Regions from separate parts of the Homo sapiens genome. Here region 2 is linked to region 1. A link is a loop called in an ENCODE intact Hi-C map of the cell type or tissue named here. Cell type or tissue: B cell. All regions are shown on one strand. Links, peaks and the distances in the headings refer to the core of each region. The heading gives the core; the rest is flanking DNA.

Region 1 (16,430 bases), core at 4,750-12,749:
ATTGAGAAGAAAAAAACCCTGTAATAACTAAAAAGATTAGCTAAATTATATGTTCATCTAAAGGAGCAAATATTATAAAGTCCTGGTCTTAAATTCATGCATATATTCATTCATTCATTCTGCTAATGCTATGACTAATACTAAACCACTTTGGGCTTGCTTTGGTTTAGGCACATGTACTTCTTCTGTACCTGGATACTACTAATGTCTCCTCAAAACCTCATTATTTATGCTTATTTTGGGTATGTGAGTCAAGAATTGAAACTTATTTGTAAAGAGGAAAGAAAATTGTTTTGATCAATTATCAGAGATTCTAACAAATAAACTACCGAGAAGTTGTTGAGGGGGATTCTCTGTATTACCTTAATTAGTAGTAACTTAATTATTTCAGTGAGGATAAAGCAAAGGGGCACGTAACGTAGCCCAGGGAACTGTCTGCTGAGCTCAGATTTGAAGGAGATAAGCACACTTCACAAAAAGAGGAGATAAGAATGAATACCAAAGAATGACATGAATATGTGAAAACACTGTCCAAAAATATAAAAGTCCAGAATAAGTAGAGATTATTGGCAAAGGAAAAAACCTTGAAGCCAACCAAATAAGATTTTTAGCTACTTAGCAGAAAAATAAAAAGGAAGAATTAGGTCTCTTGTTTAAGATAATTTACATAATTTTTACAGAAGAGAGGGTGGTAGGCCAATGACATCATTCCTATACTGTTTCTATCTTTCTATTAAGAATAGTCTTACAGGCCGGGTGCTGTGGCTCACGCCCATAATCCCAGCATTTTGGGAGGCCGAGGCTGGTGAATCACAAGGTCAGGAGATCGAGACCATCCTGGCTAACACGGTGAAACCCTGTCTCTACTAAAAATACAAAAAATTAGCTGGACGTGGTGGCAGGTGCTTGTAGTCCCAGCTACTCAGGAGGCTGAAGCAGAGGAATGGCATGAACCCGGGAGGCAGAGCTTGCAGTGAGCTGAGATTGTGGCACTGCACTCCAACCTGGGCAACAGATAGAGACTCCGTCTCAAAAAACAAACAAACAAAAAAAATAGTCTTACAAAGCTGGAAAGTGTAGAGTAAACGTGGCCAAAAGGCAGTTGAAGTCCGAAATATGCAGAAATAACAAGAGATTACCTATTGCACTAAAATAATCCAGACCTTCCCATTCAGATAAATCACATCCCAGGGTACTGTAATAACTTATGGATGACCTACTAAATTATAGTTACCCCATGGTGGTTCCAGGACTCTGTCCCCCAAAAGTACCAAAATTCATGGACGCTCAAGTTCCTTATATAAAATGGCTTGGTATTTACAAATGGCCTACACACATCCTCCCATATACTTTAAATCATCTCTACATTATTTATAATACCTAACACAATATAATGCTATGTAAATAGTTGTTATTCTGTATTTTTAGAGAATAATAACAAGAAAAAAGTTTTCATACATGTTCAGTACAGATGCAACCATCCATTTATTTTTCTGAATATTTAGGATGGTTGAATCCACCGATGTAAAACCCATGGATAAGGAGGACAGACTGTCGCATTAGTAATCTCCAGAAATCATGATGATCTATATGTGCCTATCTGTAAAGATCTCTAATGCATGTCTTCAAGTGAAATAGGACTGAAGATGGATTGTATGATCTCATGTATGTAAAAAAGTAATAATATACATATATATTAATCTATATTTATTTAAAAATAACTAGAAGGATTATATCAGTATTCACCACTGGTGTTATTCAAAATATAAAAACGAGTCTGGGCATAGTGGCTCACACCTGTAATTCCAGCATTTTTGGAGGCCAAGGCAGGCAGATTGCTTGAGCTCAAGAGTTCAAGACCAGCCTGGGAAATACAATGAAATCCTGTTTCTACAAAAAGTACAAAAACTAGCTGAGTGTGGTGGTGCACGCCTGTGGTCCCAGCTACTTGGGAGACTGAGGTGGGAGGATTGGTTCAGCCCGGAAGGTGAAGGCTGTAGGGAGCCGAGATCACACCATTGCACTTCAGCCTGGGTGACAGAGCAAGACCTTGTCTGAAAAAAAATTATATATAATGTATGTATATATATATATTTATATAATATATAAATGAAAGGTAAATATGTATAAAAATGAAAGCAAAAACAATAATGAGGCATCTGTGTAACAGAAAAGCATGGAGAATGATAAAATGGAGGTAAGAGGAAATGCTCAATTAGACAAATAGTAAAGTCCCTTTCCCTTTGAAGATTATGTACACACACACATACCCCTATGTATAAGCAGGATGCAGTGCAAAATTAAAAAGTTTGCTCCATGTTCAAAAATTACTAAGAATTTTAATCCTGATACAGCATAGAATTAAACCAAGAGTGGGGTCCTGCTATGCATGTGGCCCTGTGCAACTGCACAGGTTGCATATCCATGATATGCTTAATATCCCAAATCCCTGCATATATACACATACACATACATGAATACACATAGTTATATACACATGTATGCAAAGGTGTTCAGTATATATTACCTTCTTCTCTAAAGGTATAATCTTTGCATATATATATACACAAATGTATACCTATATATATTTCTTGTGTGCAAAGACTATCTTTAGAGAAGAAGGTAATGTATATCATACATCTGGAGGTCCATTTTTGAATGCTATTGCCCTGTGATCCAAATATTTTGTACTCATTGCTTCCCCCACTAGCCTGGATGCATCATCCCTCCCTGTCTTCTTATCCAGAACGTCTCTTCCGATTGCCCATAACTCATATTTTCAGAGTCGTAGCTCCCCCTTGTAGTACTGTTTATATTTTAATAGCAAACATCAGAAGCAATGATAAAAAACACTCTAAGTTAATTAATGGGGTGCAAATTATATGTGAGGAGTTTGTCATAAGATTGAAATCAAGACCTATGTATTTACCTCTTCTCTTCTACATTTTCCCAAGGTAACATTACTACTGACGAGAAATAAACATTTTCTAGGTACTTATTACGCTATAACTGCACTCCCGTCTTAGCTGGCAGAGTGTGAATAAATTCTAAGCCTTCTTCATAGCTTCTGTATCACGCTGAGGGATGACAAATAAATTAATTAATTAATGCCAAGCTCTGTACCGCTAGGGAATTTTGAAAGAAGACCCATTGCAGACTGTCCAGATGAAACATAAGCTTTTATAACAAATGAGTTCCAACTGCCTGGATTGGAAGGTACCTAAATCTTAAAATGAAGCAAAGCATCATCTATTAAATAATTACTCTGTGTTAATCACTATACATGCATGTTTTCAGTTAATCTTCCTAATAATCCTGAATTAATTTCTATTAATATTTTTATTTTATAGAAGATGAAACTGAGGAAAAAAGCCGTTACATATTTTGTCAGTTTCACATAGACTAAATTTTGGATCCAATTTGTTTGACTTGAGAAAATGTAAATTTACTGACCAGATTATACTGTTTCCTGGGCCTTAAATATTATCTAATACCTTTATCGTTTTGAGGAATCCCTTAACACCTAACCCAGTGGTTTTCCAAGCCTGTCCTTGAATTTCTACTATTGGGGAATGAACTCCTGTAAACTAATTCTAAGTTCAGACAGACAGTATTTCTTTATATTGAGCCAATATCTATTTCCTTGTAACATCAATTTATTAGCTCTAGCTTTACCATTCATGAGAACATGTCTGATTTCTTTTCCATTTAATAGCCCTTCAGATATTTGATGAATAAATTGAGCTAACTCTCATTGCCTATGACCCTTCTCTTCTATAGGTAATATTTCAGGTACAACTCATGGGGAATCGTTTTGAATTTCCTTACTCAAGGATTATTCCCTTTCAAATGTAGTCTAGTTTCTCAATGTTTCCCAGATCCTCAGAACTGAATGTAACACACCAGAATTGTTCCAGCCAGCTCTGGGAGCAAGACAATCACTTCCCTCATTCAAGCCATTACAAGTCTATTACCACATTCAAAAGGGCCATTAGCTTTCTCAGCAGCCACATCATATTGCTGGGTTTTATTGAAATAAAAATCCATGAACCTTTGTTATTCAGGTGCCAATAAGCCATGCTCCTTTCAGTTGACAGGAATGCAGCTGTGCGTGTGTTTGTATGTGTCTGTGTGTGTCAGAGAAAGAGAGAGAGATCCAAGGGTTATGATCTAAATTTACCTACATAAGTTTCATGCTGTTAGATTTGGCCCTTCTTTTCACGTGTTAGAGTTCTTGGTTTTGGCTTTTGCGGATGTTAATTCCATCATACATGGATTTCTCTCTACTCCCAAAATAATACTCACATGCAAATTTGATGAGCATTCCTTTATATCTTCATCTAAGTCTCCGACAAATAATGATAAACTAGACAAGACAGAACCCTTTGGCTTGCCTCTAGAGATCATCTTCTAGGTTGACACAAGTACTTTAACATTAGTTTTCGGACATACAACTAATAATCTATAAAAATACAAGAGTATGTAGCCTATAGTTCTTAATTCTCTCTAATGGTATTCATGAAAGACAAGAAGGAGACAGAGGAGAAAATGATGGTTTATTCCTGGAAAGTGGTCTCTTGACAGCACAGCTGATTTACAGGTTTTCAAGTCAGGAGAGTTGAGCAGCCCTTCCACAGCTCCCTAGGAAAGTAGGTTTTCCCTCTTTGAAGTTGAATTGAAAACAAACTTGAGCCATCAGCTCAGATTTTCTTTGTTCTTCATTAGTTTTGGAAACAAAACAATAAAATTCTTCAGCAAACCACCTCCTATCTTTCCCCTACACATACAAAATCTGTGTTAGGAAGCAGAGTCATAAGTAAGGTTTATTTTCAAGATCATCCAAATTTATTTTGTATTTCATCCCATTTACCAGTGTATTATGAGCAATAAGCCACTAAACTAGGCAGGGAGCTAAAATGAGGAAGCAAGTTCTTGGCTTACACAACTGCCCATCAAGCAGTGACCTAGGACTCTAGGCAAGTGTCACAGAATTTTGAAGATGAATTAAAAGTGTTACTTACCTGTGGTTGTTTCCTGGTTGGCTAATGCCTCAACACTTCCTGAAGGAAGGAAAAAGAAGTCTCCCAGTCTACATAAAGCCAATGATAGGAGATTCAGTATTCTCTATCCTTCCCTGTGTAATTTGGGAAGAAAAAAATGCTGTCTGGAGCAATTCAGAAAGAGCCACCAGACAATAAAATACAAATTATTTGTCATAAATTTTAAAAAATGTTCCTTACACTTTACTCTTGTCATGGTATATCATATGAACCCGTGTTTTAAAGACTTTTATTCTAGCCCATGTTTCCTCCCTAGAACTTATCTTTGCCACACCATCCCAGTAAGCAGAGATTTGGTTTGTTTCTATTTTGTGTGTGTGCGTGTGTGTGTGTGTGTATGCACATTGGTGCATGCTCTCACTGCTTCCTCTCCGTAGCCCTGTCTGCTTCCCTCACTCCAGTTGATTTGATGCTTCTTTTGCTGTAATTGTTGGCCAGCTCTGCACCTTGGCTCTCCTGAGAAGAAGAGCAGGTGAATCCTTATCTGTGCTCCCAGGGTGACTGGTGACATCTGCACCACCACCAGCAGCAACAGATAAATCCCCTGGGCGCATAGGTGGGGAGGAGAGAAGGGAGGGGTCTGTTATTCTTCACACCTCCTCAATCTATTTCTATTTTTTCATCACCTGCTTTTTTTTTTCTACTCCACTTCTCTTCAATTTTTCAGCCTTGCTCTTTTTTCTCTTTTAAGTGTTTAATTCCCTTTTTGCTGTTTCATAAAAACTGGCTTCTCCTGCCTCTTTTTGTTTTTCATTTGTTTGTTTGGTTTTTGAAACAAAGTCTCGCTCTTGTCCTCTAGGCTGGAGTGCAGTGGTGCGATCTCAGCTCACTGCAACCTCCACCTCCTGGGTTCAAGCGATTCTCGCCTCAGCCTCCTGAGTAGCTGGGATTATAGGCACCTGCCACCATGCCCGGCTATTTTGTATTTTTAGTAGAGATGGGGTTTTCACCACATTGGCCAGGCTGGTCTTGAACTCCTGACCTCAGGTGATCCGCCCACCTCGACCTCCCAAAGTGCTGGGATTGCAGGCATGAGCCACCACGCCTGGCCTGTTTGTTTTGAGACAGGGTCTCACTCTGTCGCCCATGCTGGAGTGCGGTGGCACGATCATGGCTCATTGAAGCCTCGACCTCCCTGGGCTCAGGTGATTCTCCCACCTCACCCTCCCAAGTAGCAGGGACTATGGGCGTATGCCACCACACCTGGTTAATTTTTTGTTTTGTGTTTTTGTAGAGACAGAGTTTCACTGTGTTGCCCAGTCTAGTCTCAAACTTCTGGGCTCAAGTGATCGCCCACCTCAGCCTCCCAAAGTTCTTATTTGCTGTCTCACCATCCTATCTATGTCTTCAGACAACTTTCTTCTCCAATCTGTATCATCTCCTTTCTTCTGTGTAGTCTGCAGGCTCTCACATTCGTCCTTTCCTGTTCAATCACCAAATTGTGTACATTCGCTCATCTTCAGTCACTGGCTTTTTGGTTCACAAATGTCGTTTTTCTTCTATTCTTATTAGTAAGTTTATTCTTGGATGAAAGTTTAGGAATTCATATTCAGTACATTGGAAACTTTGACAAAGCCATAAAAGATACACTACCATCTAGGGCTGCCGGATTTAGTAAAACAAAACAAAACAATGTTAATTTCTGACTTTTAAAAACGAATGATTTTTTAGTATAAGCATGCCCCATCAGTACTTTTGTAGTAAAAATTTATGTCATTTATCTGAAATTCAAATTTAGCTAGGTTTTCTATATTTTATGTGGCAACCCTACCACTACTACATTTGGTCACGTTCTCTGTTAATAAACAAATACTTACCAAATCCACACCGTACACATGAATAGCATAGTAGGCAATGTGAAAGACATCACATGTGTATAAAATCAATGCCTGCCCTCAAAGAATTCATAACGTAGAGGGTTAAGAATTTTTGAAAAAGTAATAAAGAATCAGAAAACAATGCAAAATAGCATATAATTAAATGTTTAACTGGTTCTAATTATAAGTCTAATATAAGTTCAGGTATTAATCTGGGTGGAAGAGCTCAGAAATTGCTCCCAGAGTAGAAGATGTGCTCTGGGTTGAAGGGGCAGAGTCCATGCTCCGAAGTGGGAAAAGAATTGTTCCCAGGTATTCTCCCATGCTTTCTTGCCTCTGACTTTTGATGCTATTCCTTTCTCCAGAAACAATCTTACCTGGACTTTAATGACACATACCTCTTGGGGGAGATCTCCCCTCTTTAAACACTCTATCTCACTTTCAATTTCCATGTTGATCGTACTCTACATTGATGTTCTGGCTAATTTTGGACATATCTCCTCGGGAATTATCTGCTTTTTGACAGAAAATGTTATGTCTGTACCGAGTGAAACTCCACAAACTTTGATGAAATTGAATGAGTTCATGAGTCCCAGACTGTTTCTGAATCTTCAATGATTGTTCTTTCATCTATTGATACACACACCTATCAGCACATGCACACACACACACACACACCCCAACGTGACCACAACTATGACTTTCACCATTAGGCTTCTTATAGGCAGAGATGGACATTTTTCTTCTGTGCATTCATGGCTTCCAATATCTCTGATATATACAGGTGTGCTATTACACTGCAATTATTTGGACACACATTAATTCCTTCCACTGTCCTGGGAACTTGCTGCCCTTTGTAGTCACTGTGTTTTCTCAGTTAAGTGTTGAAAAACAGAGTGGAAAAAAATCTCTCTAGGAGAAAAAAAAAGGATCTTTTTTTACATTTCCACTGTTTGTTGTTATATTAATTAAAGTAAATCATGCACTATAAATAACCATTATAATGTGTATTGAAGATCCTATTTATAGTAAAATAAATTATAGATTACATATAGATGACATGAAATGTGCATGTCATCTATGCATTATTTTTGGTTGCATATAATTTAACTTCCCAGTTATTATAAAACCTTCATTTGAGTTATCACCTCAGTATAATTTATTTTAATGTATATAGTACGAAAATATGTTACTCAGTTTTAAAATAACTGTATTTTTATGGTAATATTCAAGAAAACAATACTTATTTATAGGGTTTGGATCTGTTTGGGATTATTGTTTTGTAAATATTCGTTCTTGTCTATAGCAAAAATTTTTTCATGATGCTGAAAGTCCTTTCTACAAGCCTTTGTTAGCTGTATTTGGAAGATCTCCAGGCAGCACAAATTACTAAGAAACAACACAGGACTTCAAAAGCATGTTTATTTTCACTATAATATGGAATTCACTGTCACACATAGGTATTTTGAGGCCTTAACTCTCACTCATACAATAGGGGGTGTTCCTGTAAAAAGTTGTAATAATTTACCATAATTTTCTTCTTTTGTCTCCAAAGAATTTTTAATAGTATGCCTTCTAGGGGTGGAAAGCAAGAAGAAAAACCTAGTCAGGTACAATTAACTCCTCATGCAATGCAGTGATGCTCCACCAGGGCTGCAGATTAAAGTCGATGCAGAATTTTTAAAAAATTTCCGTGCTGCAACCACTCCAGACCTGCTGAATTCACATTGCTACAGGGGGCCCTCTAGGCATCAATAATTTCAAAAGTTATATGGTGAGTCTGGTACTCACCCATATGAAACCACTACTGCAGCTTTTACTCAAGGGAAATAATCTTTAGGAACCAGAAGTATGTTTTATTTGAGAAAGTAATTAGAATTATGAAAAATATGGTTGATGCAACATACGTGCTTTTTACAAATTATATCTCTTCTTTTCAACAGAACTAATTATTCTGCATTTTGATTAGGCTTCTTCTTATTCATAGAAATAGCTAAACAACTGACCTAATAGCACAGTTAATTATAATCATGAAATTTCATCAATTTGGCTACTGGTTATTTCTAACCAATTATTTTGATTATCTTTTAACAACTAAATAGGATTAGCTATTCTGCAATTCAAACTATTTTTCAGTAGGTTTAAAGAAAAAAACATTCTTGTCTTATTGACTTGGAATTTATTAAAAGAAAAATCATTACCATGATAAACAGTGATAATTATATATTTATATGTAATAAATCAACTCTGCAGTATGTTATTGATCTTCACATATCCCAATCCTTGTACTACTAATCACCTATGTTATATCACATTTCATTTATGTATTTATGATATTTATTATAAACTTCTATAAATCTATTTAATTCTCCCAATATTTCCTAAATATATCTTAAGAAAATAAAAAAGAGATGACCTTCTTCCTTACTGAACGAAACAGACAACAATCCAATTATCAACCCTAATACATTGAAATCAATCACATAAAAAATTGCATAGTATTTTTTGGAATGGTCATGGAAAGCATTACTTTATACAAATTCTCCTCTCACAACTAAAACAAATTTACCCATCTTTACAACCGTGGATTTGGCAAATTTTAGTATCAACAAGAACAACAAATCCTTCTGATCTTTGTGTCACAAATGTTTTCAAAACAACTTTTATGGATGATTTTGGCATCCATTGTATTATATAGTATTTAATTGACCTCATTTCAAAATAAACAAGGTCACTGTGAATTTAAATCATGTCTGGATAATTCCATGGTGTTTTAGGATGGAAGAACATTACCCCCTCTAGTGGATAAAGGCAAAATACATGTCCTTGATGGGTTGAAAAGACAGACTGGGTTTCCTTAAACCATCATCCCCTCTTAAGAGGTTGATGGATTAATTTCCTTACAACATACTTCATTCCAAGCATATTGTTCAGAAAAAGGTGCAATGTCACACATATTTCTTGTATTAAGATGTAAGAATGGTACTTGAAATTGAACACAATGCAATAAGGGAAATGTAATTTGTGCCAGGAGTTCTGTCTCATATTGAAAAGAATGGACTTACAGGACCTCAACCTAAAATGGTTACTTCTAGTGATCAAAGCACCATGCAAGGCATGTTCTTTCTAATCAAGAAAAAGAAAATATACGGAGAAATCAAATTCACATTTCCTCAACTAAGAATGTTTAATTATTAGGTAAACTTGAAATACGGCTTTAAAAATTCAGTTGAATGAGCTAGCCTTTGGACCACAGCATCTTTGTTTATTTAGGAAGTTGTTTAAAGTCCATTATTTATACTTTTCTATAAAAGAAACACATTTGTTTTTAGTTAATAACATAATATATGATATATATGTGTATATGTATCTACACACACACGCACAAATTTGGGAACTGGTTTATTTTCTGGAATTTATCTATCAGCAAATGGTCCATTAAGTTCTGCTCAAATATGAAGATTTAAGGTCATTCAACCCACTGTGATGATTGGCTTTAACTTCAGATAAGTAGAATAAACACATCCCTGCTCAAGTATAAACTAGTTTTGCTTTCCCTATTGTAAATCATCAAAGCCACGTTCTCAAAGCCAGTGTCTGATGAGCGTCTGTCACTATTGCGTCTATTGTGTTTATCACTAGTGAAGTGATGGCATCCTCAGTTACCTCATCACTAATAGACATTGTAAAAATATGCTGTATATGGTTTTGAATTACCCTTGATATTTTCCCCTTCATTAGGCCAACTTTGTTTGACCTATTTAATACACTTAAAAACATTTGCAAAGAGGAAATATCTGTATTTGTACCTACTTATACATACTCTGAGGCAGCCCACATAAGTGAGGCTTATCTCATGTTCTTGGTATCCCTCTTTATTTTCACGTGCATGGCTGTTATCCAATAGGCAAAAAGTTTGGGGGGCAAGATTTTAAGCTCCTTTCATGGAAAAGTAAAATCGTCAGCCAATCACATAAGCTGTATATCAAAATAAATCTGGAAATACTTACAAAGCAATTAATACCTTTATTAACTACCACAAGAGAACATGTTATAATTCACAAAATCATTTACACCTTAGAAGAACTTAAAATGTAGTTGGAGAAAATACTAAGATTGCGTCAACTAGAAGATTTAGTATCAGGAACAAACAGACAAATATATACATTTCTATAGTTGTCAAATAGCAAAGTATTTACAAATTATTGCCTCAGTTTCTTTATCTGTAAAGTGAAAATAAGATCTACTTATGTCACAGAATTTTTGGAAAGTTTTAATAAGACATGTTATTAAAACCAGCAAAGTGTTTGGCATACAACATGAAGTCAATAAATACTGATTTACTTGATCCTCACAAAAACCCTATATGGTTGAGAGGTTAGATATGATAAAACTTAATTTTACAGTAGAAAATCAGACTCAGAGAAGTTTTAAGATCGGTCAGAAGCTACATAAAGCTCAAATTTGTAGCTATGTATGCGTTTGTAAAACCATTATGAGCCATATAGGGAAGGAGAAAAATGAAGAGTGATTTAGAAGTGGTGAGTAAACAATTTTGACTGAAACAGAAGCCTTAAAATGAGTGGCTATACATAAAAAGATGGCAAAATAGACATGGACAATTTTTATTTATTTATTTATTTTTATTTATTATACTTTAAGTTCTGGGATATATATGCAGAACATGTAGGTTTGTTACATAGGTATACATGTGCCATGGTGGTTTGCTGCACCCATCAACCCGTCATCTACATTAGGTATTTCTCCTAATGTTATCCCTCCCCTAGCCTCCACCCCCGCCGACAGGCCCCGGTGTGTGATGTTCACCTCCTTGTGTCCATGTGTTCTCATTGTTCAACCCCCACTTATGAGTGAGAACGTGCCGTGTTCGGATTTCTGTTTCTGTGTTAGTTTGCTGAGAATGATAGTTTCCAGCTTCATCCATGTCCTAGCAAAGGACATGAACTCATCCTTTTTTCATGGCTGCTTAGTATTCCATGGTGTATATGTGCCAGATTTTCTTTATCCAGTCTATCATTGATGGGCATCTGGGTTGGTTCCAAGTCTTTGCTATTGTGTACAGTGCTGCAATAAACATACATGTGTACCATGCTAAGGAGTTAGGATTTTCTCTGAAGCTCAGCAGGGTCAAAGGCCTGTGGCAGCACAAATTGTAATTGAGGTACAAGAAGGGTCTGAAGCTAAGTTTTAGAAGTCTTTACATTGCACCAAAAGTGTGAACAACATGATCAAAATGATACTATAGTGGCAGTTTTCAGAAGGGTTAGGAAGGCAAAAAACACTGACAGCAGGGAAATAAGTTGGTAATATATTAACTTAGAATGAGATGGCACACAGGGAAGAACAACAGGATTGTAAAAGGAGACTGAAAACAAAAAAACGTGGTCAATAATGCAATATGGGACGTGAGAATGAGATTGGAATGTATAGGAAGGTGATTTTGAGGTTTCAGGTCTTGTGTTTGTAACCACTTAACAAAATTAGAGGAGTTGGTTTGATCAAGATGATGAAATTCTCAACTTTAGACTTGCTGAACACGTACATCTTAGTATGTTGAGCATTTTCTCCATGAAACTAACTGGATTCTGCCACTAAAGCATTTAGTGCATAACATTTTTTAAATGCTAATGAAAATTTGTTCTCAACCAATGAAATGACTCTAGAGAATCCTGTATTTCCGAAGTCGACTTCCCTTTTTCAAGGCAGCTTTTGCATACTTCACCAGTTGTGGTTGGGGTTGGACACCTGTGGGGACCACCATTGCCAGTTTTAGGCAAAGCTGTGAAGTAGCAGAGTCGGATTTGGCAAATGTCTTTTCCCTTTCCTGTGCCTCTTTCCCTGCTTTGGGTACTACTACCAGCTTGGTATTCTGCTGCTAACCGGAGGTGGCCACTCAAGGACACTCCTCAAGATTTTCACCACATAGAAGCATGCATGACATGTAGATGGTGGTCTATAAATTTCAGTGGTAGGCATAAAAGAGGTGAGTGAATGAATGAAAAAAATTAATGAATGAATAAAACATCTGACAATTCATATGCTTGAAGATGTTGAGTAATTTGGGCATCCCTCTCTAAATTATTTGTGTTAAAAACATTCATCTGAAGATGTACACTAATAGAAGGAATTATTACTGGCAGATTTCACATGACAATGAAGACTGAATTTAGAGAGCAAGAGCCTCTATTCCAACTTTAAAGCACATGATAAAGACAATCATCTCCACCCAAGAGTTGACTCCTTTTGACAGAGGTCCTCATTTTGTTTGATGCCACCCATTATTTAGCCATTGTTGGGGAAATGAAATTATATTACATAAAAATAAAATTGTGTCTAATGGGTAGCAGCAGCTACCTAAAATATGGCCTAAAATATGGTTCCACTGTCAATAACTCTCTTTACCATATGCAATCTGAGTAGCCACGGTCTGATGTAAATGTCAGTTTTCACCGTGCCTTCCTAGTATGCTGGGAGATTCCACTCACCAGAGTTGCCAAATAGCATAGCCCAGGACCGTCAATATGACAATTTAATTTGGGCTTCTGTTGCTTCTGTTAGTCATTGACGAGAGAGCCTTGACTAAAAATGGAACCAAGTCTCAAGTTCTGTTAGTAGCACTGTACAGAAATAAATTATATAATGTTCATGGTGGCTGATTTTTATTGCTTTGAAGCAAACATGTTAATAATGTTTCTTTTAATCAGTGATGAATAGATGCATAATAAATATTTGGAAACAGTTCTAATGGAGAGCCAGGTATTTCCATTTCTCTGACTCCCTCTAATTTTTGATTTGTGACTGGAATTCTTGAGAGTGACTTAGTTTCCAGTCCTACTTGAATAATGGCTTTTTTTTTTCAGAGTTTGGGTGCTTCTGCTTGTGGCTGTGCATGTGGCTAAGAACAGGAAACACTGTTGAGGGGACGGAAAGAGCATTAATCAAGTGTTCTGAATCACCAAAGAATTTGAATGAAATGTTGCTGTTAGTTATGCCAGATTTTAATGGCATTCCCTGGATGACTATGTAGTTGTTATTACTCATATCCTTGGTTAAAATGATGAGTTTGTGTATATAAAAAAAACTATACATGTAATTTTAGTATCCAAACATGTATGAGTGTGGATTTTGAGTGCAAAAATAAGAATGGTAAAGTATGCATTATGTGAGTCTCATAACTCACAAAGTGCCAATGCATCAGACTCCAAGATGTGACTGCTAAGTTAAAGAACAACATGCTTAGACAATAAGTACAACATTATGTTTATTCATTAATTTGTATTTTAAATATGTTTAATAGAACAGGGTATTTTTGTAAGTATCTTCAAGTACAACAAACCATTAATAAATAAAATCACAATCATAAATATTAAAATACACATTCTCAATAGGTTTTAATACCCTTTACAAATGTACAGTTTTGGCCAGGTGCGGTGGCTCACTCCTGTAATCCCAGTACTTTGGGAGGCCGAGGCGGGCGGATCACGAGGTCAGGAGATTGAGAACAACCTGGCTAACACGGTGAAACCCTGTCTCTACTAAAAATACAAAAAAAAAAAAAAAAAAAAAAAAAAATTAGCCGGGCGTGGTGGCGGGCGCCTGTAGTCCCAGCTACCTGGGGAGGCTGAGGCAGGAGAATGGCATCAACCTGGGAGGCAGAACTTGCAATGAGCTGAGATCGCGTCACTGCACTCCAGCCTGGGCGACAGAGCGAGATTCCGTCTCAAAAAAAAAAAAAAAAGTACAGTTTTATTTAATTGGTGCCTATTTTGATATCTGAAGCCTTATATTTTTGATATCTAACCGTGTGACAAATCTTGGAGAAGGAGTAACTGAAGTTCCTATTACTTGCCAAGAATAGCAAGTTTAATGGATTTCAGAAAATAAATAAATAAAATAATAAAACTTGAAGTTTGATGTCATTCAACTTGTTTTACAAGGAAATTTAGGCCTCAAGTTTGTGTACTCCAGTAGATATATATATATATATATATATAGAGAGAGAGAGAGAGAGAGAGAGAGAGAGAGAGAGACTCCAAAACCATAGATGGATTTATGTATTTAAAAATAATTTTAAAATTTTGTTTATGAGTATTAATTCCTTTAAAATTACAAAGCAACCTAGTTCTTCACGGAATCAAATACTCAATAGAACATATTTAATATCATTTCACATGGGACTCACCTATTAAAAACTTCAGTGTTTAAGTGTTGTTTATAATCACATCTCTTGGAGGTTCTCAGTGTCAACGCCCCAAGGTTCACATCTCGTTTTGTTTTATTTATTTATTTATTATTTATTTATTTATTTTTTTGAGACGGAGTCTTGCTCTGTAGCCCAGGCTGGAGTGCGGTGGCGCGATCTCGGCTCACTGCAAGCTCCGCCTCCCGGGTTCACGCCATTCTCCTGCCTCAGCCTCCCAAGTAGCTGGGACTGCAGGTGCCCGCCACCGCACTCGGCTAATTTTTTTTTGTATTTTTAGTAGAGACAGGGTTTCACCGTGGTCTTGATCTCCTGACCTCGTGATCCACCCGCCTCGGCCTCCCAAAGTGCTGGGATTACAGGCGTGAGCCACCGCGCCCGGCCTGTTGTTTTATTATAGAAACAGAAATAGAGATCCTTTATTTATGTTGAAATCTCCTAATCAGGACCCCTTGCCACAATAAACAATGAGGTGCGTAAGTAAGAAAGAAAAAGTCTATGTAAAGAGACAAATATAATTATCTACATTGCAAGTTTACTTTTAAAAGAGCCTGAAATATAAAATGGCAAATAATAAAAATAAATATAACAAATAATAAAAATGCTTTTCAGTTTTATGTCTGGTTAAGTGTGAGAAATATATATATATATGAAGTAAAAATAGGTGTGAAGAAATGAAAACATAAGCAACGTTAGAGATCCCCTAATGTAGGGGAGGACCTAGAAAAAAGACGGAAGGGGTGATCAACCTGCATTAACAGACTTTCAGGGAATAATATTCTAATTATATTGTTTTAGGATGTTGCTGAGATTTTAAAATCACATTGCAAATTTATAACCTTGAACATAAACAGGTAGCTACATCTAAGTATTTTTCCACCCAGATTAACTAGTTCTGAGAGAACTGGAGGCTAGGACTTGCTCACAGAACTGAAGTTCCTTATTCCTCTTACTAGAAAAACAAACAAACAAACAAACAAAAAAAGATGGTCCAATCTTTGGCCTGGAAGTTGGAATTAAGCTCATGCAAACCTGAAAATGTTGCTTTCTCTCATCATTAGGTAGCCTAAGGCAAAGGGAGAGAAAGTTCACCTTATATGTGCCTTTTCCTTAAGTACTATCTCCCCTGCAGCAGGATGACTTTGCGTTGAATATCTAGGTGCATCATTGTGTTGTTAATTTCTCCGTTTTCTCCTCTGTGGCCACTGTACTTTGGTATAGGGCTGTCAGAAAGAAAAACACACGGCATGGGCTTAGCATCTGGCTGAAGCCTAAATAAGCAGCACTGCCAGACATCAGAATATATCATTACTGTGATAGTTATGTTTAAAT
Region 2 (16,430 bases), core at 5,528-13,527, 130 kb after region 1:
CCAGTAACTGTCCCTAAAAACAAATATTCTGGGAGTGATTTCTCAAACTGTGTGGACAGAATAATGGCCCCCAGAGATGTCTACATCCACATCTCCAGAACCTGTGAAAATCTTACTTTATGTAGCTAAAGAGACTCTGCAGATGGAATTAAGCTAAATGTTTTGAGATGGGGAGAATACTCTGGATTATCGAGGTGGGCCCAGTGTCATCACAAGGGTCCTTATTATAAGAGGGAGGCAAGATCTCTTGTCCCATCTCCCTATCAAACATCAGAAAGGAGATGGGATAAAAGAATCTGAGGTTGGAACCATGTGCTTTGAAGATAGAGGAGGGGGCCATGAGCCAAGACAAGCAGGAAGCCTCTAAAAGCTGGAAAAGTCAAGGAAATAGATTTTCCCTTGGAGCCTCCACAAGGAATAAACCCTGCTGATGGCTTTGTTTTAGCTTCATAAAACTCATTTCAGACTTCTGACCTTCAGAATTGTAGATAATAAATGTATAATGTTTTAAGTCACTAAATTGTGATAATTTGCTATGGCAGCCATAGGACATGTGTATTTGTATGTGGCATAGAAATAACTCAAGCTGAATAATTGATGTCTTCTGATTTCATTCCTTCACCAAATATTTATATATTAACTACCCTGTAGTTGCTAACATTCTGGAAACTGGGGACATGAGAGTAAGCAAAATAAACATGGTTTCTGTTCAGTTTAGGAGGAGGCAGGACTTTGTTCATTATACATATGAGGAAATTTATGAATTTATCTAATGTGAAAATTAAACCAGCTGTTTATATAGGAAAACAAAACAACTGGTTAACTTTTTTTTTTTTTTTGCTTCCAATAAGTTAGGTTGGTGTCCCACTGTGACTCACTGTATTTTTATGTCATAATTGACTAGTATTACAACCATAACTGTGGTCATTTGCTAGTCAAGTTCCAACTCTGCCCCTGCTTTCTTTAAAGCCTAGTGTCACAGAGATAAATTGAGAATATTCAAGGACTTGTGATTTTTTAAATTGAATTCTCATGACCCTATGTCCAAAAAAGATGGGTATGCAAAAAATGCCTCAACAGCTAATGATGAACCAAGTACAAATACATCTTAAGCAGTCAAGGTTTTATTACAAAGAAGTTTGAGAAAAACGCTCCTTAAATATGGTCCAAAAGGGAAGAATACTCATTCTCTTTTCATATGAAGAAAAAAATATCATAATGGTTAGAAAGACTTCCTTTGCCCAATAAAGCTCATGAAGTTTAAGCTCCAGGGTCCTTCCTTCACATAGTTTCTTTCTATCCAAAAATCTGAGAGTGGGTAAAGAAATATGTGCCATGAGGGTTTTTTTTAAATAAGATATTAAGTATATATATTTTGGTTTAGAAAGCTATCTTGGCAGGGCATGGTAGCTCACACCTGTAATCCCAACATTTTGGGAGACCAAGGCAGGAGGATTGCTGGAGTCTGGGAGTTTGAGACCAGCCTGAGCAATATGGCAAAATCCCGCCTCTACCAAAAAAATAAATAAATAAATACAAAAATACAAAAATACAAAAACTAGCTGGGCGTGATGGTGAATGCCTGTAGTCCCAGCTACTTGGGAGGCTGAAATTGTAGAATTGCTTGAGCATGGAGTTGCAGTGAGCAGAGATTGTGCCACTGCACTCCAGCCCAGGCAATGGAGTCACATCTTGTCAAAAAAAAAAAAAAAAAAGAAAAGAAAGAAAAGAAAGAAAAAAAGAAAGTTATCCCTCTTTACTCCAACTTTCTGTTCCACTTTTCCCCATTCCAATGATGTTGGTGTGGCCATGGTTGTTTCTTGAATCTTCCAAGGGGAGGTTGGGTGGAGGTGCACATTTTTTTGGTTCAGTGGGACATGTTGATGTGGTTTGAAGCAATATTCATGTGTAGTTGGCACATTGCTAGCCATTTTAGTGTAGTGTTGAGTTTTATTTCCTGCCCACTGTGCCGACTCTCCTGGTGTTGTGCCATGAGGTACAGGTCAGAGGTTCTATTGTGATAGGAACAGGTGCCATGACACCCAGCACTGAAAGCGTGTGGGTAAGAGAGAGCAGCCCAGGTTTGAAATTGATGGAATCACAAGTTAGTCTGAGAATAAATCTTCTGTAACATGTAAATGTATAAGTAAAGAATTGAGTTTTTCTTAATTCTTAGTCATAATAGAAGTTCTATTCTGTCAGGAATATCCTTGATGTGGTTTGGCTGTGTCCCCATCCAAATCCCATCTTGAATTCCCATGTGTTGTAGGAGGAACCCAGTGGGAGGTAATTGAATCATGGGGGCAGGTCTTTTCTGTGCCGTTCTTATGATAGTGAATACGTTTCACAAGATCTGATGGCTTTACAAGGTGGAGTTTCCCTGCACAAGTTCTCTCTCTCTTTGCCTGCTGCCTTCCATGTAATACGTGACTTGCCCCTCCTTGTCTTCCACCATGATTGTGAGGCCTCCCCAGCCATGTGGAACTGTAAGTCCATTAAACCTCTTTTTCTTCCCAGTCTCAGGTATGCCTTTATCAGCAGCATGAAAACAGACTAATACAATACTTGATAATGTTGTATATACAACTACAAATACACTACACATTTTTTTTTTTTGAATATAAAGTTTGTGAAATAGAAATTGTCAGAATTCTGGTGTTGATATGGCAAAAACCTGTAGTAACGCTGCCCAAAGCAAGCGTGTCTGTGTATAAAGTTGCCAATGTTTTGTACATCTCAACTAGCAATTAAATAAAAATCTATCAACCATCCTAAGGAAAGGGCTGACTTTTTTATTGTTATAGAAAAAAGCATTGAAAATTAAATAGGAAAAAAAACTGAGGAAAAAAGTATTAACAAGGTTATACTCATTAAAAAATATGATTCCTATAGATTTCAGGATGTTTGTGTACTTGTTAGCTTTCTGACATTTGTCACTTGATATGATTTCATGTCTCATTCTAAATAAATAAATACATCTAATTTTGTATTTATAACTATATATTTCTTAAAGTTATTCCTCCCAAATGCTTCAGTTTGGGGTCCTGGAGCCACCTCTGCCAATATGTAGAAAAGGAGTTGAGGCACCCGATCAGGGAAAGCTTGCAACAGGTTCTGCTTCATCCTCAAGAAACCAGGGCTCTGAAATCTGATGCACAGGGCTTGTGCAAGCAATGCTCCCAAATGAAGCTCTTTCTTCCACTTGGCATCTGAACTTGATCAAAGACAATGGAATGGAATACTGGATTGACTATCAGGACGAAAACATTTTTTCACTTTGGAACTTAGAATGAGTACCTGGAATCCTTCTGTACCTCAGTTTCCTTATCCATATGTCATGCTTAAGGCATAAGCTCTAGAGCCAGACTGCCTGGGTTCATATCTTGGTTTTGCCACTTACTATGTGACCCAGGGGCAAGCCACTTAGCCTTGCTAAACTTCAGTTTGCTTGTCTGTGAGTGTAATAAGGAAATAGTACTTCTTACTTCATAGGTTTGTTGAGGGATTAAGTTACATAATGAATGTAAGGTGCTCAGCATAATGCCAGGCAAATAGTAAGTGTTCAGTAAGTGATAGCTATTATTTTTCTATGGAACAAAGAACCCAAACAAACCCCAAACCATACCTGACACTCATCTTTCTTAGAGCAATGGGGTGAGGAAAAAATAGCTAAGTAGAATCAGAAAGAAAAAAAAAAAAGAAAGAAAAGACAGGAATTAAAATGTGCCACGTTCATAAGTGTGGGGGATAATACAATCTGAAAACCCTCATCTGTTTGTTCCAGGTCACAGGACTCTGCTGATGTGTGTGTATGTGCAAACCTGTTGGGGGGTGAATGCAGTGTAGACAGGGGAAGGGCCAGGAAGGGGAGAAGCAGCTGGCATGCCTGGAATGCCAGATCCTCTCCTGTTGCCCCATGCAAGTTCATCCATTCAGATGTCCTGGGCTTTGCCTCCCACAGTCCCATCATTTGAGGAACAGAAATGGAAGCTGGCTTGGAACTTAGGGCTATGCTGTCCAAAGGCAGATGCAAACCTCTGGCTTCTACTTCTCCTCTACTCCATACATCATCCCATACTTCAGCCCTGAACATGCCACAGCATTCTGAGAGATGTGGACAACATAATGTCTTTGTGAAGTTGCTACTCGTGTTAAGAAGGAAACAGACAGAATGGAAGAGATTTACAGTTTGGGACAAACAGGAGGATCTGCAAGGATAGTGAAATTTCCTACCCATCCTAGGAAAGAAAATATAAACTAATATTCTATCTAAGAAGTCTACTAATTTTGTTTTGTCACTAAATTTAGTGCTCTTGAAAACATAGGGTCACTTGAAATTCAAAACACAGTGTTTGAACTAAAAACAGAAGTGTGTTCTTGGAGCTGTATGTGTGTGTATACATGCTGTATTAGTCCCTTCTCATGCTGTTATAAAGGACTGACTAAGACTGGGTAATTTATAAAGGAAAGAGATTTAATTGACTCACAGTTCCACAGGGCTGGGGAGGCCACAGGAAACTTAGAATCATGGCTGAAGGGGAAGCAAACACGTCCTTCTTCAGATGATGGCAGGAATGAAAAGTGCTGAGCAAAAGAGGGAAAAACCCTTTATAAAACCATCAGATCTCACTCACTATCACGAAAACAACATGAGGGTAACTGCCTCCATGATTAAATTACCTCGTACCACGTCCCTCCCATGACACATGGGGATTACGGGAACTACAATTCAAGATGAGATTTGGGTGGGGACACAGCCAAACCATATAAAATGCCTAGTGATCGACCACGTCCCCACAATTACCTCATTTAATCCTTACAACAAGCTTCCAGTTAGGAGTTGAAGGCCTTAATGTTCACCATTTATATATTAGAAAATTAACACTGTAAGATGTTAAAGGAGTTGCCTAAGATTGCCCAGCAGAGATCAGTAACTTTGCCTTCCCACAAAAACACGGGAACACACATATGAATAAATGCCTTAGTTACAGTGGCACACACATATGAATATATATATATATATATGTACACAGCCTGTATGTGTACGAAATTATATAAATAGGGTAGGATGATATTTGTAAAATAATACTTTTTTCCTTCTTTTTAGTGTTTCTCTTCTTCCCTTTCCTGCTTAGAACAGAAAATCAGAACAGGTCTATGTGGGGCCAGAAAATATCCTCTGATCTTCATACACTTGGTTTTCAACAGCCCAACACTTAGGAGAATGATGATAATTAGGTTACAGGTCAGCTAGTAGGGAAGTCACAAAGGCAGAGGGATTTCCCTTCAAGACCTCAAAACACTTTCTTCTGGCTTCTGGGGAGGAGAGCAAAGAAGACAAGTGGATCCTGAAGAAATAATGGCTAATCCCAGGAGTGAGAACATGAACCCAGTTAGGGAATTAGCATTCATTTGTATGTGACGAAGCATGGCCTTGCAAGGATTCCCTTGGCCCTAGCATGCCAGGAAACAGCAAGTTCCTGCTCCCAAAGTTGTCAAAGTACTAGCAGGGGGCCCACAGGCCTGGAGGTGCCCTGTGGACAGAGGGTTGACAGTTTCCCTGTGTCAGTCTGTGTGGAGCAGACCCCACCTCACCTAACATCTCGGCCTTAATTACAACTATCAAGTGCCACAACCTCAGTGAAGGAAGGGTTCCAATAATAGTCCTGGAACTAAGTTTCCTCACATGCCAGTGGAATGATATCTGAAAATAGAAATTAAGTTGAATTTTAGAAGAATGAATGGTAGTTTGCACACCTGAAGTGGGAGCCTGAAATTTAAATCCACCGTATTGCCTTAAAAAAACAAAACCCGAAAACTAAGAACCATAACTGCAGCAGCAGATGTATACATTCATTTAGCCCCTAAGTAGTTAACATTTAAAGTGTCAGATTAAGTTTTCTCCAAAACAATCAAGGGATATTTTCCCATCCCCTTATCTGACCCCCACTAAAGGTTTAAAGCCTAGAAAAAGAAGCCGTCAGATAGAATCACTTGAGCTCTTCCTCTGACGAAACCTCTCATAAAAGAGACTTATGCTATCCATTGTAGAGATCTCAGATATCTAAAATTTAGTGCATTGCCAGGTAGACACTGCATCCGGGGCCTTATCACAAAAGCAGAACTGATATCTAGAAAATACAGAATGCTCAAAACTTTTACTATCTGTCTGTTTATGCATCCTGAAGTCAAAATTTTGTAATCCCAATGAGAAGGAATATAAATTTTTTTTGGAGAGGAAAACAGATTCGAGTAAGTTAATATTATCCTGCACATATATTGTCTGTTCATTGTATTTTATGATTTACCTAAATTTTTTTCCCTCAAAATTAATCTGGTGAAATCACTGCTTTTCCCCCCAAGTGGATATAAAATAGGGTTGTGCATACAGGACTATTATATGTTCGTCCTATTTACAGCCTCATTTTTCTTCTTACTTCCCACACAACCACATCTTTGGCTTTCATGCCTCTATGGCTTTGCTCAACCAGGAGCACCTTTGTCCACTGGGTGTGGGGTAGATTTCTCTTCCTCAGCTAAATCCTCTTTCACTTTCCTCAAGGAGCCCCTCAGTCTCCTTTGCTCCCATCTCATTTTATGTAGGACTCTGGGGTAGCACACATTAAATGAGTGCTGTGGTCTGAATGTTTGTACCCACCTCATAACTCATATGCCAAAATTCCAACCCCTAAAGTGATGGTATTCAGAGATGGGGCCCTTGGGAGGTGATTAGGCCGTGAGGGCAGAGCCTTCGTAAGTGAAATTAGTGCCTTATAAAAGAGACCCCAGAGAGACTCTCATCCCTTCCACCATGTGAGGACACAGTGAGAAGGTACAGTCTGTGACCCAGAAAGGGGGCCCTCACCAGAGAGAGACTCTACCTTGATCTTGGACTTCCCAGCCTCTACAACTATGAGAAATCCATTTCTGTTGTTTATAAGCCACCCATTTGATGGCATTTTGTTTTAGCAACCCCAACAGAGTACGCGACAGTGACCCAGTCCCACTGGGAGCCTTTGTACTTAGTGTCTCTGCTGCCTAGAGTGTTCTTCCCTCCAGACAACCACACAGTTCACTTCTGTACCTTCTTCAGGTCGTTTTGCAGAGAGAGACAGAGACCTTATCTCATGACCCAAAATAAAAATATAGCCAACCTAATCCTCTCCTGGCCCAAGAGGCTTCTCTCCTCTCTCTGCTTTATGTTTTCTCCTTAGCATGTATCGTTATTGAACATACTATAGAGTTCACTCATTTTATGTGTTTATTTTATTTATCTAGATTATTGTCTGTCTACTCTAGTGTAAGATTTTTGGCCATTTTATTTATTATTTACCTTCTTATAACACCTGAAACACAGTAAACTCAATAAATATTTGTTGAATGAATGAATGAATGGGTGAGTGATGATTCTGCTCTTGCAATTACATGCTTATTCCCTTATCCATGTTCTACTCATCCTTATGTTTTCTTCAGCCCTTGGCACAGTGCTGGGTACAGAGAGAGGGTCCACAAATGTTTACTGAGTAAAGGACTGAAGTGAATTCACCGTGCCTTTTTTATAATTGAGATAGGATGGAGATTTCACCCTAATTTATGACATATTTTTATAATACCGTAAAATAACAGTACTTCCTGAGCAAAAGAGGCAGAGCTTTTTCACCAGCAAGTGGAAAGATATAAAGTATCCATAAATTGTTCTGGTAAAAAATGAGTATTTTAATACCTTTTTTTCAGTAAGACAACTCATGAAATTCCACAGCAAATATTTATTGAGTATCTAGTGTTTATTAGGCAGTTTATAATCACTAGGCTTCATACACAGTCAAATAATTTAAAGTCAGCTCCAAAGTGGACTGAAACAATAGAAGATGTAGAAGAGTTTTACTTTAATATTTCTTTAAAAAATATATTTCTGTCTAGAAATTCCAGTACTGTCCATTGGCTGCAAGTGAAGAAAAATAAAACCATAAAGTGAAATTCAAAACTTTAATAAAAGAGCAGAATCTAAAATATAGTAGCAGATAAAGCAGAAATAATAAATGAAACTGGATTGAACAAGAAGGCCATGCCACCTTGTGGGTACTGGGAGTATTTTACCATCCTCAATATCTCTCTACAGAAAGAGTGACCAATTACAGATTAAGAAACTGGGGAAACTTTCACTACCTTTTTCATGGTAAATAAAATACATAGTATTTACTTTTTGATGCTGTAGCCATTGGAAGCAGTTTTTTATCAAAATGCAATACATCTTAAGCCACTTTGATGAAAGAAATAGTCTGCAGGTGATGAGGTTGTAATGTTTTAAATAAAAAATAATCTTTTTAAATGAACTTGAACATCTATTTAAAGATGTGGTCATGTACTCTTTCCTTTTCATTTTTCTGAACAGAAGAGGTACATTGTTAATGAAAGAAAGTGTTTTAATAACAAAATCAACAACACATATACTCCTATGTAATGTCCTAAGGAATAATCGGAAATTTTAATGCCTGTGTAAACTTGTACCAATCCATAGTTTAAAATTTAGTTACAGATATTACGTAATGAGTAACATGATTTTTCCGAAAAATTAAAACTACTAACCATGAGGGTACAAAATGTCTCTGTTGCTTATAGATAAATCTATTATTCTTTTAAAATGAGAATTTGGAAAAAAAATTTTGCAGGTTAACAAGAATATGAAGCAACATAAGGTTTTCTAGAAGGCAAAAAATACAATTAATTGGCCGGGCACAGTGGCTCACGCCTGTAATCCCAGCACTTTGGGAGGCCGAGGCGGGCGGATCACGGGTCAGGAGATCGAGACCATCCTGGCTAACTCGGTGAAACCCCGTCTCCACTAAAAATACAAAAAATCAGTCGGGCACGGTGGCGGGTGCCTGTAGTCCCAGCTACTCGGGAGGCTGAGGCAGGACAATCACTTGAACTCAGGAGGCGGAGCTTGCAGTGAGCCGAGATCGCACCACTGCACTCCAGGCTGGGTGACAGAGTGAGACTATGTCTAAAAAAAAAAAAAAGAATACAATTAATTTTTCTTATAAGAAGACTTGTCGCTGATCTCAAATTAGAATCTTAGAATCATAAACTTTAAAACTGGAAAGTACCTTACATGGGGCAGGAGGACCAATGACTCATTCTAATGAATCCCTAGGCAGCTAAATTATTTCAACTGAGAAATTACCGGAAATCAACAAAAAAACTTCCTTATTGACAAAATACAATAAATAACAAAAACAGAGTTACTAGTATAATTGAATGCTAACTGGAAAGGGTCTTAGAGATCATTGAACCCAGGGTTTCCAAAAGATATCTGTGATACTCTATTCTTAAGAGATATTAAGGTATGTCACCAGACAAAAAAAATTTTGGAAAATACTGTACTAAAGTCAGGCATAGTGGCTCACACCTGTAATCCCAGCACTTTTGGAGGCAGAGGCAGGAAGATCGCTTGAGCTCAGGAGTTTGACACCAGCCTGAGCAACACAGCAACACAGGTGAGACCATGTCCCTACAAAAACAAGAAAAGAAAAGGGAAAAGAAAAGAAAGTTAAACCATGTGTCCAACTGCAGAACATTTCACAGATATCAATATGTCAGTGTACATTTGAACAGCATAGTATGCAGTAATTCTCAATTTATTTTATCACAAAATTACTTTTACTTTTGCAGACAACTTCACAGGTCTGAAGTACAAATTTGGGGAACTCTGAGCTAAACCAATTTCTTATTTTATAAAGAAGGGATTGACACCATGTTGGTATGTGACTTGCCCAACCCAACAAAACTGAATAATAGCAGAGGCAGGACTGGGGGTCAGTTTTCCTTAAAGTCAGGGATTTGTTCTTTGCATCATGTCATACTGCATCATTCTTTCCAAATTGTCATAATTCAAAACTACTGCTCTAAAAAGTAAATGTGTTTTTAAAAAAGTTCACTACAAATGTTTTTTCACAATTTTATGTTGTGTTTTATACAACCATTACCATCAAAGGACCAACATCCCCAACTCAGCCCCACCCCTAAAGCTGACACTTCCCAAATGACATCTTTGTGGTTTCCTCAAAGTGAGACCACCAGATAAGAATAGCAATACAAATTAGTTTGATTAACTATAGTGTTTCTGCCTCTTTGGGGTTCAAACCCAGATGTGTAGTCAAATTGGTTGGCTTCACAATGTTCATTTTGAGAAAGTGTTTTTGACTATAAATGAAGTGATTCAAATATTTAGAGAGAAATTTTCATGCTTACTCAGTGATGTGAAAAACCATGACATTTACCAAAAATAGGCACTCATATGTCTACCTCTGACTTTCATGTGGAGGAGTGGGTAGAAGGAGAAGATATGGGGTCTAGGGTTGAGTGCAATGAAGGTGTGTTGTCCTCAGGGTCACGGAATGAAGGTGTAAGTGAACTCAGTAACATATCTACAGTTCCTTAGCCATTGGGACATTGGCTTGGAAGCCCAAGGCTAGTCTGCAGATGGCTCCAGAATGTATTCTCCAGCCTCCTGGAATCCTGTTCTGGTGCAGATATGCATTAGGTTCTACTTAATAAAGCAATCTTGATTGTTTTAGGAGATGGACAGTCACATTGCTGTCTAGCAAACAAGGCATGCTGAACTTGACAAATTATTTTAAAAAGAAATGATACAGAACTCTGAGAACAAGAAACTATGACCTCAATTTAAGAGCTAGGAATACCCATTTTTCAGGATAGACTCCCATCCACTGATGCAATTTGTCCCTCTGAGGCATCTGTACTTCCTCCTCTTGTTCTCTGTATGCTCAAACGAAGGGAATTTAAGATTATGTTGGCAACACTACTGGAGCTGTTTTGTTTTTTTTTTTTTAAGCTAAATAAAAAGAAAATTTAAGACTCTCATTTGAACAACCTGGGTCCTAAAACCCTGCTGTTGAAAAATAGGTGGTGGTTTTGTTTTATTTTAAACTGTTTGCAATTGTCATCTTAATAGAATGCATTAACTAGACAATTGCTTGGCTTTCAAAGTACATTTTTCAAGCCCCTGTCAACTCAACTTTTTATAAAAAGAATGCAACAAAAAAATAGAAAAGAGAAATACTGAATATTAAATCTTTCTTCAACCCACTGTCTGATTCTCTTAAGGTCTCTGCTGATATTTTTAGGATTTTAGCACATATAAAATTTCATGGCTGTTTTAATATACATACAGGCTTGAAACAGATGAAAGCTTCCATCTGAATGATATAGATTCCCACTCCCACACGCAGTACTCAGACAAAACACATGAAACTAAGTTTAACTACTCCAGAGGAAAAAAAAAAGCTAATTCAATCCTGCCAGGATTTGAAGCTGAGATTCTAAGGATTTTAGGCTTTGCAAATCTGTTCTTTAGCTTTTTAACACACTCCCCTCTGTCAGAAGCTCTCACATGGAATCACATCTCAGGACTTGTCTGTGTTTATATAGTGAGTCTTCATTATTCAACATGGCTGCAATCCTAGAGGTCATGATAAACAATGCAATATCAAATAAGTGGGCAGAGGAGTTGGTTCTCTGGTGTAAGAAGGCAAAGTCCTTCAGGGAGGATTAATTTCTGTTCCTGAATTAGTGAGGAATCTGTGCACCAATGAAAAACATGACAATAAGGAATGAGGGCTTTCTATCCGTATATAGTCAAACCACATAAGACGGAAGGGACAGACATTTATTGAGACCTTATCATGTACTATGCATTGTACAAAGTTTTTTTAGATGCTTTGATTTTGTCCCAGTAGTCCTTATAAGTTTGCTGATAAGAGAATTTTCTATCCCCCGATTCTATAGAGTAAAAAACTAAGGTTCAGGGGTTACTTACTCTGCCTAAATTTACACAGTAACTAGGAGTGCCAAATATGAACGATCCAAAGCTAATTAGTACTTAAGACTAACTCAGTTTACCCCAGTGGTGGAAAATTCCCTATAATCAATGTAACTACAGTGGACATGAAATCTACCTATTTGTCAAACAAATTATACAAATCTTGTGCAATTATTTTAGCTATTGGAAAGATGCATTTGAATGAAAACATGTACATATTAGAGGTCACAGGATGAAGAGAAAAGTGATGCTTCTTTTTATTAGTAAGATAAAATCCTATCATGTTCCTAAACAGAAAAATAAAGTTTTCAGATTGGCACCACTGCCTTGCAGACACAGTTCAATACTTGCAATGCAAAATATCTGCTGAATCCACTTTTGCTATAAAGTTCAATGGTTTTTTGCAATCTAAGGAATACAATGAAATGAGTTGAGTCCAGGCTCATTGACTAAAATACTATGATCTTGTCTCCCTCATTAGGAAGAGTGACAGGTCATGAGAATGTGTCATGTGAAAACTTGCAGAAGAAATCTCAGTGTGTATCTTCTATAAACATGTGATCTTAATATAACATTTGACATATCTTCATATAACATTTGATACACTGCTAAATATATTGTTCATTGAAATGTACTTTCCAACTCTCAGAAAAGAAACCAAAACTCTCATTAATATTTCCCAAGCTGGCTTTCTTGTGTTATTGTTTTCAATGGGTCCCTTATAATCATGAAATAAGGGCTGCCTGTAATCCCAGATGTAGGGAAACAGTTCTCCACGGGTGTATTATATTTCTGCACATCTTGAAAGAGAATTGTTGACCTTTGTTCTAGATCATCTTTTCAAGGAAGTTTCTATCAGAAACAGCCTTTGAATATAGAGATAGTATCTCTCTCCAGAGCAAAAAGTAGGTTTGCTTATAGCTTTGGAAGCTGAAAATGGCATATCCCCCTGGATGAAAGAACAGGTATGCTTACTGACCATTATAAAATATTCTATTCCAGTAAGCTCAGAATATCTCTCCTATAACACAAACCACTATGTGTGCAGGTATCATCTGGCCCTTTTCATATCACCCTATGCAAATTGAATCTGAAATAACTGACACAAAAATGTGGACTCTCTGTCTACTTCTTGCTGCAAATAATAAATTGTTCTTTGTCTCTGATTTAGGAGTCTTGTGTCTTCTACCAGCATCTATGAAACTGTAGTGGCCTAACTTGTTAGTTTGCAAGTAAGGTAAAATCTCAGACTATTCACAGTGTTTGACAGTTTTATAGATGAGGATGAGATGATGCTGACAGACACATGGCTTTATGGGAGAGAAAGAATGGAGGCCTCACAGGCCAGTTAAAGGGATATAAAGGAAGTTCATAAAAATCAGTGGTGAACATTTTGTCCACATAGTATAGTGTGCCAGGCAATAAATGTTTCTCCTCTTTATTGCCTACTAATGAGGAGGCATTTGGAAGGTGGTTGAAGGCTAAATACCAGAAATTAGATTCAAAGAAAGCTGCCCAAATGCTGTCCTGTTTTTGCTAGCACTCCCTGAGGTGGAGGAGACTTACTTTCCATTCTGCCAATCAGCATCAGGCCCTCCAAGTGGGAACAAATGGCATCAAGATTCATCCTGGGTATATCCCCTTTCAGACAAGAGTTACAGAGACACAACTTACATTGAGTATAACAGGAATGAAATTTTGACCATATAGGTAGAAACCAGGTACATCAATAAAACTTTGACCTGATATGCTTAGGAGATGAAGAGCAGGCTTCATAATACTTCTTAAGGAAGAATGGTAAGAGTCAACCCATCTTATGGCTCACACCCACCTATCACACCCATTCTAAATCTACTTGGAGATGACAGAAAAGGTCTTACAGTTTCTTGTAATAGGTACTGAACGAAACAAGGAAACTTTAGCATTCTCAGAGAGATTTCTCCAGGACAAACTCCCAGGTGAAACCATAGATGAGGTGTTGATGAGTACCTGGGTTCTTATTGCCCTGGTTGGACTTACAGTGCTGTTGAAGGTAACAAACTGGGCAAAACCTTAAGACATTTTCTTGATAATGACCACCAGGTTCCCCTGAGTAAGCTGGATCCTCAAAGAAGGTTAATGTCTGAATCATCCAGAGAGTGCAAACTTTGCAGCCATGGCAAGAATGCAATATATCTGTGGCTGCAGAGTCAAGGGGTCCCTGAAGTTTGAAATAGAAGTAATGATGCCCCTGCCACTTGATAGAGAGCTTTTGGTGGAGAAAAAAGAAAAAGATGGGAGAGGGGAATTTGTTTGGTTGAGCTGTGAGCTTAGTGTAAAAGACAATGTTTCCTTCCAGAGCAAAGGGCATTTATGTAGACTTCTTACTATGAAAGATCCAGGTGTTCTATGTACAGGTTCTTCTCCTGAAACACAACCTACTACATATTTGGGTGCCATCTAGCCCTCTTTGGCTCATCCTGTGGGAATTAGGGCTCAGGGGGCTGAGGGCTGTGTTGCTGCTGTTGGTAATAAACTGTCCTCTGTCTCTTATCCAAGAGTCTTGTGTCCTCTGTTCACATTTATGAAATGGTGGCAGGCTAACTTAGCTTGCAAGTAGGGTAAAATTTCAGCCCCTTAACAGTTCTTGACACCAGACAAATTTATGACTTCTGTAAGAATTTAAGAATTTGAATACATGCATACTGTGTGTGTGTGTTCTAAAGTTGTTGTTTAGGAAAATGTATAAGATAGAAACACTTCACAAAGGTAAGTAAAATGGCAAGGGGTAAATGACAACGAAATATAGCTCTTCCCTCAGAGCTAAGTTTAAAGCTTTTCTTGTTCTATTGCCTGAGACCCCACCATTGAGCTTTCACTTCCTAGATTAAAGAAAAATTGACTTGTAAATATACATGCTCCTGGGACTAGAATACACTAGGCCAGCTAGTGGTCATTCAAAACTCAAGATAATTGAACCAAGCCCCTCCCTCTATCTAATTGGAATCATCAACAAGAAAGAATAAGATGTTTGATGTGCTTGTAGAGGGATAAGTGAGGGGAGGTAGAACAAAAAGGGGAAAAAAGAGTAACACTGAGATAATATTTAGCCTGCATTATCGCACCTGATTTTAGCAGTCAGAATGCAGTACAACTGTAAGACATCCCAGAGACACGTATCCAGAAAAGGCATAACAAAGACGATAGTGGGTAGTCACCAAAGACAAACTGTTTCCACATCCCTAGAGATCATCCAGTGACCATGGATATAAAGTGACTGGAAGAGTCATTGAGACTGATCTGCCACATCTCAACTGTGCACTCTGGACCAGGTTTTAAAGACAAGTTGTATAGTAAGTTTGGACAGTTCAAACATCTTTTATCACCTTCAACTCCACTTTTTAAGAATTGACATAATCTAGAGGTCTAATTTTAAGAAAAATGACAAAAACATTTGTTGCTTTCATTTGAAAGACTAATATTGAGAATCCAAGCCTTGACAAAGTTAAGATAGCTCAAACTGTGTGAAATTAAGTTTATTATTACAATTGCTAAGTGAGTAATTTAACATTTTTCCAGCTGGGTAGAAATAAAACATTATTGCCTTGAGACTTTGGAAAATATTGCTAGAAGAAATAGGTTTATAGATCTGTCATACAAATCTTATCTTTCTGTAACTGAGTTGTAACAAAAATATATTTCCTTCAGATAATCAAAAAAGACAGTCTACAAAGTGATCCCTTAAATCCATTAACTTTTTCCCCTAGATATAAGAACAATGCTCTGCACGTAGTAGGAATTAGTAAATATATGCTGATTCGAATTGAATTCAATGCTGATTCTAGAGAGAAGGATACATTAGTTTGAGTTCTAGGTTCAAACTCGCTTAAGTACATACTTTCTTTTAATGTTTTGCTCTACCAAAATAAATCAACATAAAATTTCCTTAATCAGTAGCTGCTTTGAGCCTATATGTAACATTTTGCCATCACAGGATCACTTAGCACTGTTCTGGATTTGATGCCTCTACTCTATTTTTTTGACTGTAAAATGTAAATACCTATTCAAAGATAAGAGATGTCATATATGATTCCATATATTAGGACTTTATTGTGCAAATATGTATTCAAAGATAAGAGATGGCATAAATTATTCCATATGTTAGGACTTTCTTGTCTATGATAGTAAAGTGACTTAGTTTAAGCAACCAAAATTGGGGAAAGAGTGGGCAGTTGTCAAATAAGGTCCCAAGAATCTTTCAGTTCCATGACCGTGTTGTTATCCTATGTCTCTGAAAGCCTGTGGCTGTGGCAGTTCACAATGCATAGTGGCATCATTTCCTGAGAAGGGAAAAGCTAGGAAAGAACAGTATTGGAGTGTGTGTGTGTGTGTGTGTGTGTGTGTGTGTGTGTGAGAGAGAGAGAGAGAGAGAGAGAGAGAGAGAGAGAGAGAGAGATTGAGAATCAAAGGTTAAGAATTGTAAGAAATGCTCTGTTGAGGAAACCTAACGTACATCCAAATCTTGTACTTTACCTCCTTATGCAGTGTGGTCCTCAGTGACAGTCTCATCAAAGGTTCTCAGTTACATCGTTTTATCCTACAGACAATT

Evidence for each region. Hi-C counts contacts between places; a loop is a spot of excess contacts. Peaks named below come from ENCODE experiments on the same cell type or tissue, not always from the same donor. Only the 100,000 strongest peaks of a DNase experiment are listed, where the experiment ranks them.
Region 2: a loop joins it to region 1, with 2.6 times the contacts of the local background. A loop is called at or near these places in 11 of 110 quality-filtered maps.

Annotation. Positions count from the first base shown.
Region 1 is chr12:24,587,313-24,603,742 of GRCh38, forward strand. No RefSeq gene overlaps it. Among named protein-coding and RNA genes, the nearest start is that of LINC00477, 11 kb to the left of the region's middle. RefSeq lists an enhancer at 4,426-4,927. In B cell, for the core only: CTCF peaks have their summits at 8,483, 9,663 and 9,871; DNase peaks (open chromatin) are centred at 9,779 and 12,619; H3K27ac peaks cover 146 bases.
Region 2 is chr12:24,720,495-24,736,924 of GRCh38, forward strand. The region is part of intron 1 of LOC124902897; the gene reads left to right. Among named protein-coding and RNA genes, the nearest start is that of BCAT1-AS1, 91 kb to the right of the region's middle. In B cell, for the core only: CTCF peaks have their summits at 8,068 (motif pointing left) and 8,268; DNase peaks (open chromatin) are centred at 8,097 and 10,107; H3K4me3 peaks cover 469 bases.